Linked DNA regions of Mus musculus: region 1 is linked to region 2. A link is a loop called in an ENCODE intact Hi-C map of the cell type or tissue named here. Cell type or tissue: gastrocnemius. All regions are shown on one strand. Links, peaks and the distances in the headings refer to the core of each region. The heading gives the core; the rest is flanking DNA.

What was found. A loop is a pair of places that touch in the nucleus more often than their neighbours do. Peaks named below come from ENCODE experiments on the same cell type or tissue, not always from the same donor. Only the 100,000 strongest peaks of a DNase experiment are listed, where the experiment ranks them.
Region 1: it touches region 2 in a loop (3-fold over the local background); 3 of 42 quality-filtered maps call a loop at or near these places.

Annotation. Positions count from the first base shown.
Region 1 is chr1:63,178,637-63,183,761 of GRCm38, forward strand. Eef1b2 (eukaryotic translation elongation factor 1 beta 2) reads left to right here. Exons shown (of 6, transcript NM_018796.3): 4 at 196-262; 5 at 612-737; 6 at 822-1,850. The coding sequence ends at 976. It overlaps Gpr1 (G protein-coupled receptor 1), which reads right to left. Exons shown (of 3, transcript NM_146250.2): 3 at 3,935-5,125. The coding sequence ends at 4,377. Gm26457 (a small nucleolar RNA gene) reads left to right here and starts at 41; the gene lies at 41-118. Snora41 (small nucleolar RNA, H/ACA box 41) reads left to right here and starts at 387; the gene lies at 387-499. In gastrocnemius, for the core only: a CTCF peak has its summit at 2,607 (motif pointing right); DNase peaks (open chromatin) are centred at 2,608 and 3,794; H3K4me3 peaks cover 31 bases; H3K27ac peaks cover 424 bases.
Region 2 is chr1:63,393,372-63,398,496 of GRCm38, forward strand. No RefSeq gene overlaps it. Among named protein-coding and RNA genes, the nearest start is that of Gm35393, 40 kb to the right of the region's middle. In gastrocnemius, for the core only: no CTCF peak of the experiment used is centred there; a DNase peak (open chromatin) is centred at 2,847; H3K27ac peaks cover 1,145 bases.

The DNA of each region.
Region 1 (5,125 bases), core at 1,406-3,905, 210 kb before region 2:
TCCTGGCGTGGCTTTATTGTCTGCCTTTTAAAATTTATCACTGGGTACATGATGAATAAAATCAAATCACCTTCTTTCGGCTGAGCTCCTGATGGATTTGCTTTTTCTGATAAATCTGGTGGGTTTTGTGATGACCTTGTCACTACATTTAAGCAGAAGATAACCAACTTTGTGAAACATCTTTTCTCTGTACAGGAAAGTGAGGAAGCAAAGAAGCTACGAGAAGAACGCCTTGCACAGTATGAGTCCAAGAAAGCTAAAAGTGGGTAATCTTCATTGTTAGTAGTGTTGATTTCAGGAGCTTGTCCAGTGCTTGCCCTAAAGTGGATTTTCCCCAGTTAAATTGAATGGGTCAATATTTTAAAACTTCCACAGCTACTGGTCTACAGCTGTCTTTATGGTAGCAGTTGTAGCATTCCTCTGTGGGAAAGAAACTGTTACACAATTTAATGCCTCTTTCTTAGCCACACAGGAGGAGGATTATGTGTGACAGACACAAGGCAAATTGTGTGTGTGTTTGACAAAAAGATGGTCTGTTTTAAAACAAATTTGAGATTTGACTTAATGGTGAAAGTGTTGAGTGTTTAGGTGCACTTCTTAATCTTCCTTAGAGCCTGCAGTTGTTGCGAAGTCTTCCATCCTACTAGACGTGAAGCCTTGGGATGATGAGACGGACATGACAAAACTAGAGGAGTGTGTCCGAAGCATTCAAGCAGATGGCCTGGTGTGGGGCTCCTGTAAGTGTGATGCTTGTGTTTTAGGGATTTGTGCGTTTTCCCGTAAGGATTTCCTAACATTTACCCCTTGATGTTCTTTTTTAGCTAAATTGGTTCCAGTGGGATATGGAATTAAAAAGCTTCAAATACAGTGTGTAGTTGAAGATGATAAGGTTGGAACGGATATGCTGGAAGAGCAAATTACTGCTTTTGAGGACTACGTACAGTCCATGGATGTGGCTGCTTTTAACAAGATTTAAATCATTCTTAAGTCAGTGCACTTAAATAAAAGCTTGAAAGATAACCCTTGGCTCTTCATTTTGCTGTGAAATGGTATGTCTTCATTTTGAAGGAAAGGATTCAGTGTAACTCATTAGTGGCGAAAACTTGAACTGGAAAGAGAAATAGCTCAGCATTTTTAAACCACTCAGCTTGATGACCAGACCAACCTGAAGTTGTCTTTTAGCCAACACTGTGTGTACCATAGATATAATTAAAAGGAAGATAAAGAACTGATGTGTTATTAAAGATTTAGCAATTAGAGTATACTTTTGTGATTAGTGAAATAATTCTTTTGCTGTTAGCAGTACATGATACTATTGATAAACTGTCACTAGATGCCTTCGATGTCTTTCTGAAAAACTGAATCTTGGGCTGCTGAGATGACTCTATGATAGCCACTGAGGTTGCTTACTGTTTGGTTCACTCCATAGAGTAAGAGCGAAACTCTAGAAGGTGCTCTGATGGCCACGAGCACAACACCTGTACATAAGAGTTTTTGGAAGTGTCCTGAAAGGAACATTGTAGGCTCATAAGGTGGTCAAGTGTGGGTTTTCAGAACTCAACCTAGAGATGGAGGGAAGTGCTGGGGGAGGCAGTATGCGCAAAGCTATTCCTTGGAGACACTTGTGGGAGGTTATGCTGCTCTAGAAGTACGTTATGAAATGTATCACAGGGCTGGAGAGATGGTTAAGAACACCAACTGCTCTTCTGAAGGTTGTGAGTTCAAATCCCAGCAACCGCATGGTGGCTCACAACCATCTGTAATGGGATCTGACACCCTTTTCTGATGCTTCCGAAGACAGCTACAGTGTACTTAGATATAATAATAAATAAATCTTTTTTAAAAAAATACATCACAGCAGTTTCAGCTTTGTGTTAAATTTTTGATATCTAAACATTTACTATAATTTTTACTGTTTGGGCATTTTTTTTTAAATAAATTTTATTTTATGTATATCAGTACACCGTAGCTGTCTTCAGACACACCAGAAGAGGGCATCGGATCCCATTACAGATGGTTGTGAGCCACCATGTGGTTGCTGGGATTTGAACTCAGGACCTCTGGAAGAGCAGTCGGTGCTCTTAGCCACTGAGCCATCTCTCCAGCCCTGCTTGGGCATTTTTTTTAAAGCTTTGTGTATGTGTGTGAGCCAGGTGGTGGTGTATACTTTTAATTTCAGCGCTCAGGAGGCAGAAGCATGCAGACCTCTTAGTTCCAGGCCAACCTGGACTACACAGAGTCCAGGGCAGTCATGTATACAAAGAAGCCTTGTCTTAAAAACAAAGCTTTCTGAATTTTATAGATAGGAATCTAGAAGATTAACTAGCCCAGTTCCTTCAGACAGTACTCTTGCTCTCGGTCAGGTTTTAGGTTGACTACCTTCAGTGAGGGAAGCTTTACATTGTAAATATGTATTATAATCGGATACATAGACTCAATAAAGCATGTACTAAGGAGAATGTATGTACAGCAGACCCAGGCTAAAACAGTGGGTGTTTTTTTCTAGGTAAGTTAGGATCATGAAGGCCAGCAGAGGGCAGTGTTAGGAGCATGAGGGCTATGGCAGAACCCTGAGAGCCCGCTGAACTTGTCAGAAGCATGAGAGCAGAGAAAGGGCCCTGTCAGGACCATGAGAGCCAGCAGAGGGCAGCACTTGGTATTCTAAGGCTCCATAGTGCGTGGGGATTCTGGAGAACACTGACAAAGGTACATTTTATTCATCTTTACTGGTGTTCCTGTAAACAAAAGAACAGGAGATAGAATTATGCTGGCAATTCATGCTCTCTGAATAGCATCTATACCATCTGGAAATACGTTTATTAGTAATCTACAGACTTGTATTTAGCCAGAATTTTCTGTAACCATGATGTTCTAGAGGACTAAAAGCGAACACAAAATGGTAGGCATGTTTCATAAAGGGGCAAGAGGTCTGGCCCCTCCCTTTGGTTCTGAACCAGCCTAGTTTTGCTTTGGCCAGTTCAATATAGTGGAAGCAATGCTGTGTGACATAACCTGTCAGAGGATTGTGGATGTGACTCAGTGGCAGACCTCATGCTGCCTGCAGTTTGGAAGTCTGGTGACCCTGGCCATGGCCATGGAACAATTATGAGAGGAAGGACAATAAGATCTAATGAGTAGCTAGTCCAAGGATTCCAAGCTAGGGCCATTTGCATCATTATCTACTTGAAGTTCCAAGCTTAGGAAGCAGGATCAAGTCACCCCATCTCATTTATATTCCAGAAACTCAGAAATGATCTATACTAACAGTAAATTGACATTTTAAGTAACTTATTTAATAAACAGTTAACAGGAATGGAAGCTTTAAATCCATAACCAACTAATACTTTATAAATTATTAAAAGTTTGAATGTATATGTACTTAATACTGTTAAAATACGTGTAAATTCAATTTGTTTATGGAGGCAGCCTAGGCTACATAGATCTTACCCCAAATAAAAGGTTTTGGGGGTTTTTTTGTTTGTTTTTTAAGATTTATTTATTATATGTAAGTACACTGTAGCTGTCTTCAGACACCCCAGAAGAGGGCATCAGATCTCATAATGGATGGTTGTGAGCCATCATGTGGTTGCGGGGGATCCGAACTCACCACCTTCAGAAGAGCAGTCAGCGCTCTTAACTGCTGAGCCATCTCTCCAGCCCCCTTTGGGTTTTTTTGTAATTGAAAAGGTGATGGTGAAGGAGCTGGAGAGCTGGCCCAGCTTAGCCAAAGTGCATTCAAGGAAGACCTGAGCTCAGCTCCTGGAACACACAGTAGAAACAGCCTGGCATGGTGCCCTGCACTGGCAGTATCAGTGTTGAGATGGAGCCAGGCTAGGCTAGGCTCTGGCGCTCGCTGGCTAGCTATTTTAGCCTCATTGGTGAGCTCTAGGTAAGTGAAAAACCCCAGTCTCAAATAAATAAATAAACAAACAAATAAAAGGTGGGTGTCTCCATGAGAAACACATGATTTAGTTACAGCTTACACCTCCAAACACATGAACATGCACGCGTACACAAAATGACGCAAAAGCAAACAAAGAACCCAGCCTGATACTTTTTCAATAGAGATAATTAATATAATGTGGTATACACTATAAAAATGACTTAATTTGATACATACATTGCAGTACATTAACAGACGCAGGCTAAAATAGTGGAAGAAACTTTTAGGCTGTCAGTATCAGAACGGCCACCAGAGGGCAGCCAGAAAGATACATGATTTAAATTGCAGGGAAGAAATCCTCCCTTTTATAGCCAAGCAAAAATATAACTGAACAAAAACATGATCAGTGTGGATCAGAATGCAACCTAATCTGAAAGGATTTGTTATGAGGCTCACATGAAAACTTTGCACTGATTTTCTGGGAACACAATACTCACTGGGCAGTTTCTAGGAGAGACAGGCTCTTGGTTTCAGCACTCCTGAGTTGTTCACTGACTGTACCAGAGCAGCTGGCTTCCCACAGCGAACGCTTTAGTACCTCAGCAACAGAGGCCCTGAAGCGGGCTTGGAACGTCTTGCTTATTAGGACGTAAAGGATGGGATTCAAGCAGCTATTGAGGAAGGCTAAGCCAGTTGAGAGGGGGATTCCACCCTGCAGCACATTCTGGAAAGAGCTGTTGTGATGAATGCTGAGCTCCCAGATGCTAAACAGGTGATAAGGGGTCCAGCAAACCAAGAAGGCAATGACCACAGACAGGATCATCCAGAGATGCTTTCTAGATATCAGGATGTTCCGCTTTTTCATCTTGAAGATGAGGCACAAGTAGCAGGAGCTCATGGTTAGCAAAGGGAAGAGGTAGCCAAAGAGGAACTTCACCCAGGTCAGAACATGGTGTCTCATCAAGGTGAGTTCATGCTCCTGGAAATTATTATAACAAATGATGTGGTTGTTGACCTCCATGGTGTCCCGGAAGTATAAGGTAGGACCTCCAAGCAGAGAAGCCAACAGCCAGACAAGTATAACAACAACCAGTGAGCTCTTTAGAGTCCGGTGCCGATGAGACAAGCCAGGATGGAGCAAGTGGATGTAGCGGTCCAGGCTGATCACTGTCAAGAAGAAAACACTGGAAAACATGTTCAGTTGGGCAATGAAGGAATTAACCTTGCAGAGCCACAGGCCAA
Region 2 (5,125 bases), core at 1,442-3,941:
TGCTCACCTTTCTTTAATCTTATTTCTTTCTGTTTGTGGTTTCAATAACTTCTGCCTGATGGAACGAGCATTTGATTCTCTCAAGTGGTTTTTATTATTATTTTTTTTGTCACAGTGGTTTTTTTTTTTTTTTTTTTTTTTTTTTTTTTCTCTCAGACTTTCTTCTTGGCTTATTGTTAGGTGTCCTATCTGTTGACATTTTTACTTTATGCGTTTATTAACTCCCCAACTTTCTCCCTTTTCCTTTCATTTTCTGGGTGTCTTAGTTTTGTTTAGTTGTATACTTTGTAGCATATGGAGACAACTATATGTATTCCATGCTGGCCTGGAACTTGCTGTGTGTCCTAGACTGGCAATGACCACATGAGCCTCGCACCTCTACCCAGTATGCTCTGATTATAGGTTTGTGTCACCATCCTGGGCCAAAGAAGTTGTTCAAATATCCTCGACTAGCAGCATATCTATCTGCCTTTCTGTCTCCTTCAGAGACAGTTTCTATTCTTTAACTTTTTGTCTTTGCATGGCCATACACTTCAGTTTCTCTGCACATTTTCAAGTGCATGTGGTAGCCCTAGAATCCAGATTCTTCTTCTTCAGGATCTTCTGCTTCTCATTTTTATCTTGTATTTGTTTACTATAGGCTCTGCCTGTGCCAGTTACCCAGCTTTGTTTGAATAAATTTGTCTTCTGTTTTTTTCTGAGCCTGGACTTTCCTTGAGCATGTGTGGTGGTTTTCACATTTCTTTTCTCTCTCTCTCTCTCTCTCTCTCTCTCTCTCTCTCTCTCTCTCTCTCTCTCTCTTCTTTTTTATTATATTTTCTTTATTTACATTTCAAATGTTATCCCCTCTGAAACCCCCTCCCCCTATTGCCTCCTCCCTCCCCCTGCTCACCATCCCACCCACTCCCGTTTCCTGGCCCTGGCATTCTCCTACACTGGGGCATAGAGATGTCACAGGATCAAGGGCCTCTCCTCCCATTGATGACTGACTAGGCCATCCTCTGCTACATATGCAAATGGAGCCATGAGTCCCACCATATGTACTCTTTGGTTGGTGGTTTAGTCCCAAGGAGCTCTGGGGGTTATTGGTTAGTTCATATTGTTGTTCCTCCTATGGGACTGCAAACCCCTTCAGCTCCTTATGTCCTTTCTCTAGCTCCTTCACTGGAGACCCTGTGCTCCATCTAATGGATTGCTGTGAGCATCCACTTCTGTATTTGTCAGGCACTGGCAGAGCCTCTCAGGAGACAGCTATATCATTTCACCCATGAATATGGCTGCTTTTGAACATTGTCATGTTTGGTTCTCAACAGATAAAGGACAATATTAAAATGTGTGTGTGTGTGTGTGTAAAAGAGAGAGGGGAGAGGTGGGGATGTAATATGCACACTCAAGAACTCACTTCAGTTATGGGAGAAGAGCTTACCACAGTGGAAGGGAAGAGAGGGCAACCATGGAAACCTGCCTCCTCTTCTCTGCAGTTTCATGATCTGAAGCATGGATCATCAGCACTAGGTTTAGCTCCATGGGTTGGTTGGAAAAGGCTTTTTGTAGGATAGAAGGATTGTATAGAGACTCATTTTGTTGCGGTCATTGTTCAGTCTCATTACCTGGGAGTAGTCTGACTTGGTCCCATTTGTGACTCATAGGACTGACATGGAATAGATACTTTGAACCCAAGCAACGAGCAGTGTGTAGGGGTGCTGAAAGTCGCAGAGTTATAAGGCAAGCTTTTCAGGCAGCTGAAGGGAGCTGGAGACAGCCTGGACAGGCAGGGCTTAAGAGTTTCTGTTGCCATGGTCTCACATTCACTCAGGAGCAGTGAGAAAGTTTGGCTAGGTTAGGTTTGTGGCATTTTAAAGGTAGAAGTAGAGAAGGTCAGTCACTTCATTACTTTCCTGTCCACCCACGTCACCCATCAGCTTCCCATGCTCCCCTTCATGAATTGGATCCCAAGGTCAAGATTTTCTCATCAAGGTAGCTGTCAAAATGGTAGGAAGGCCTCTTGTCAGGCCTGATGCTAAGTACCATTTTTTTTTTTTCTAGGCTGCTGAACTACCTAGAAATCCTGAGGTATCCCTTCTACTGGAAACTTGGTCAACTCCCAGGAGAAGCAAGACTCAAGAAGTCATAGCCTTGATCCTGACTGTCTGTCTGCAACCATATTTAGCAATGCAATCCTGGGAGTTCACTGGTTATCTCTGGGCACTGCAGCTGTAGCACTGGCTCCTTGACTCTGCATGTGTGCCCAGAGATGAGCCACCTGTCTCTATAGCTATATTTTCTTCCCGAAGAGCTGAGTGATTGCCTATAACAGCTGTGGATATTTCTGTCTTATTTTTAAAAGCCCTAAGCAACCAAGTGAAAAGCGAAGCCGATTATGTCATTGAGTCCTTTAATATGTATGAACAGGGAAGCAGAAAACTGAATTAGCCATACCAAGCACAAGGCTTACATTAGCTGCTGGATTATATTGGGGGGGGGGAATCTATGAACAAGATGGCACAATGTTTGAGTTTTGGAGGAAAGATGATTTTAATTTTCTTTATGTTAATTCAGGTAAATTATCTTTATACAGTGGCTCTTTAAATCCTGCAAGCAACAGTTTATTGTTATGAGTGGACAGGCTATCTATAAATCTGGAAAACCATCCGGGTTTCCTTCCAGTTTCTCCCACACATTTGTTTGTTCTTTATGGTTTGATAAAATTTCCTTTCTTTCTTTGAATTCCATGGATGTCCAATGCTAGTGGGAAAAGTTCACTGTCTACTCTGAATTTTATTTGTAGCATCAAAGCATTAAGCTAAGCACCTAGACAGCTAGGGCCAGATTTCTGGCACCCATGCCAGATGCCACAGGGTCTTTGGCTAATGACTGTCATTGGAAAGTGGTTAGGTCAGTGTGAGAAGGTAGTCTCATTTAGTTGTGTGTGTATCATGTTTGAAATAGCAAGTCTTTTAAATTCCGAATACTACATTTTAGTGGTGGTGGTGATGGGGTTACATTTTGGTAAGAGGAATTTCTAATATTTATATAAATATTATAAGAACATACCAAAAATTGTCACAAGATTTAGGACATTTTTCTCTACTATTCTCCCTTCGTTTCACTTCTTATTCTGAGGAAAATCTAGTTTATCTCAGTTATATCTTTTGTCTTTCATTACACAATCTTATTTTAAAAATTTGAAAATAGTGTGGCCAAGGAGATGGCTCAGAGAAAGGTGCCTGTCCTCAAAGTTGATGGCCTGTGTTCAATCTCTGAAATTCACACGGTGGAAGGAAAAAACTGACTCTCAACATACATTCATGGAACTCACCCCAACCACGCAAAATAAATACATGGATATAAAAACAAAAACAAAAACCCAACTTTGAAAATATGGAAAGTTTAAGAAAAATAGTGCACTCAAGGACAATGTTTTTGAATGCTATTTTAACTAACTCTTTGAGAATTCATACAATGTATTTTGATACTATTTCCCAAACTCCTATCACCTTCACCTCCATTCCTACCCTACTTCACGGCCTCTCTCTCTCTCTCTCTCTCTCTCTCTCTCTCTCTCTCTCTCTCTCTCTCTCTCTCAGCTACTAAGTCCAGTCAGTGTTGGGTGTGGGACCTTCCCTGCAGTGCTGTTGCTATACCAGAGGTCACATCAAAGAAAACGGACTCTCCCTCTCTTAGCAGCTATCAAATGCCAATAACTTCTCAGCTAGGATTTCACCCTCACCTCTCTGACTCCATGCTGGGATTTTGTCTGGCTGCAGCTTGTACGGGTCTTGTGATTGCTGTCATAATCACCATAAGATCATATGTACAACTGCCCTGTCATAGCCAAGAAAGACTGTTTCCTTGGAGTCATCCACCACCTCTGACTCTTGTCATCTTTCTGCCCTCCACTTCCTTGAAGAGCCCTGAGTCTTGACAGGAGGGGCGCAACACAGATGTTCTGTTTATCAATGAGCAGTCTAATATCTCCTATCGTCTGCACATTGCCCAGCTGTGAGTCTCTGTGTTAATTTCCATCTACGGAACTAAGGAGCTTCTCAGACGAGGGGTGAATGAGACAAAGATATCAGGAGCCATTTTACTGCTATGTCTATTTAGCAGAATAATGCTAGTAGGTTCTCCCTTAAGAACTATGACCTATCAACCACCAGGTTTTACCACATTAACAGTGACAGGTATGGGTTCCATCTTGTGGAGTGAACTTTAAATCTAAGCAGACAATGGCTGGTTACTCTCATAATGTTTGCACCACTAATGTGCCAGTGGCCATCTTTTGCCAGGTTATTCATTTACTGTAGCTTGAAGAGTTCACAGCTTGATGAGCCTGGTGATTACCCCTCCCACACCAGTAGTGTGCATAGAGCCTTCCATCGTCATGAAAGCTAGCCAATCCCTACCCACAAGATTTCTTCATGCTTTTGACTCAAGTGCATACTGTCTACAACAATAGGGTCTTACCATGGAGTTCTAGAGGGTCACCAGAAACATTGTCAGTAACCTGTAATGTATGGGAGTAGATGGGACTCATTGGCCACCAACACATAAAGAGCTAACCCATTCCTGATACTGGGATTTTTATTTGGTAGTGTGTGGTATCTAGTTGAATATTGCCCCCTCCCAAAATAAGGTAAGTTCATTTAAACTCTTTTGATATATGTAGATATTTTAAGAAAGAGTCTACAATAGTCAGTTTCCATAGGACTTTTTCAAAGGGCTTTTGTGTTAATTATCCCAGTCCATATTTCCTCCTTCGGTTTGCCTCCCAATCTTCCATCCCATTTCATCCTTCATATTCCATTATCCCCTTCCACCTATAACTCTATATTCTATCCACCTTTTCTTGAACAATCCCATCTTCCTAGAACTGCCCTCATCACGTCCCATAGATTTTGGTATGTTGTATTTTTATTTTCATTCAATTTTAGGAATTAGAGTTTTCCTTTTTGATTTTTCTCTCAACCTGGTTCCCATTCAGTGGTATGTTGTTTAGTTTGTGTGCTGTCTGGTGTTTCTCTTGTTATTAAGCCTTATTTCTTTGTTGTCTCACAGGATTCAGGGTGTTATTTAAATTTCCTTATATTTATTGAGAGTTTGTGTCTTCATTTGTGGTTAAGTG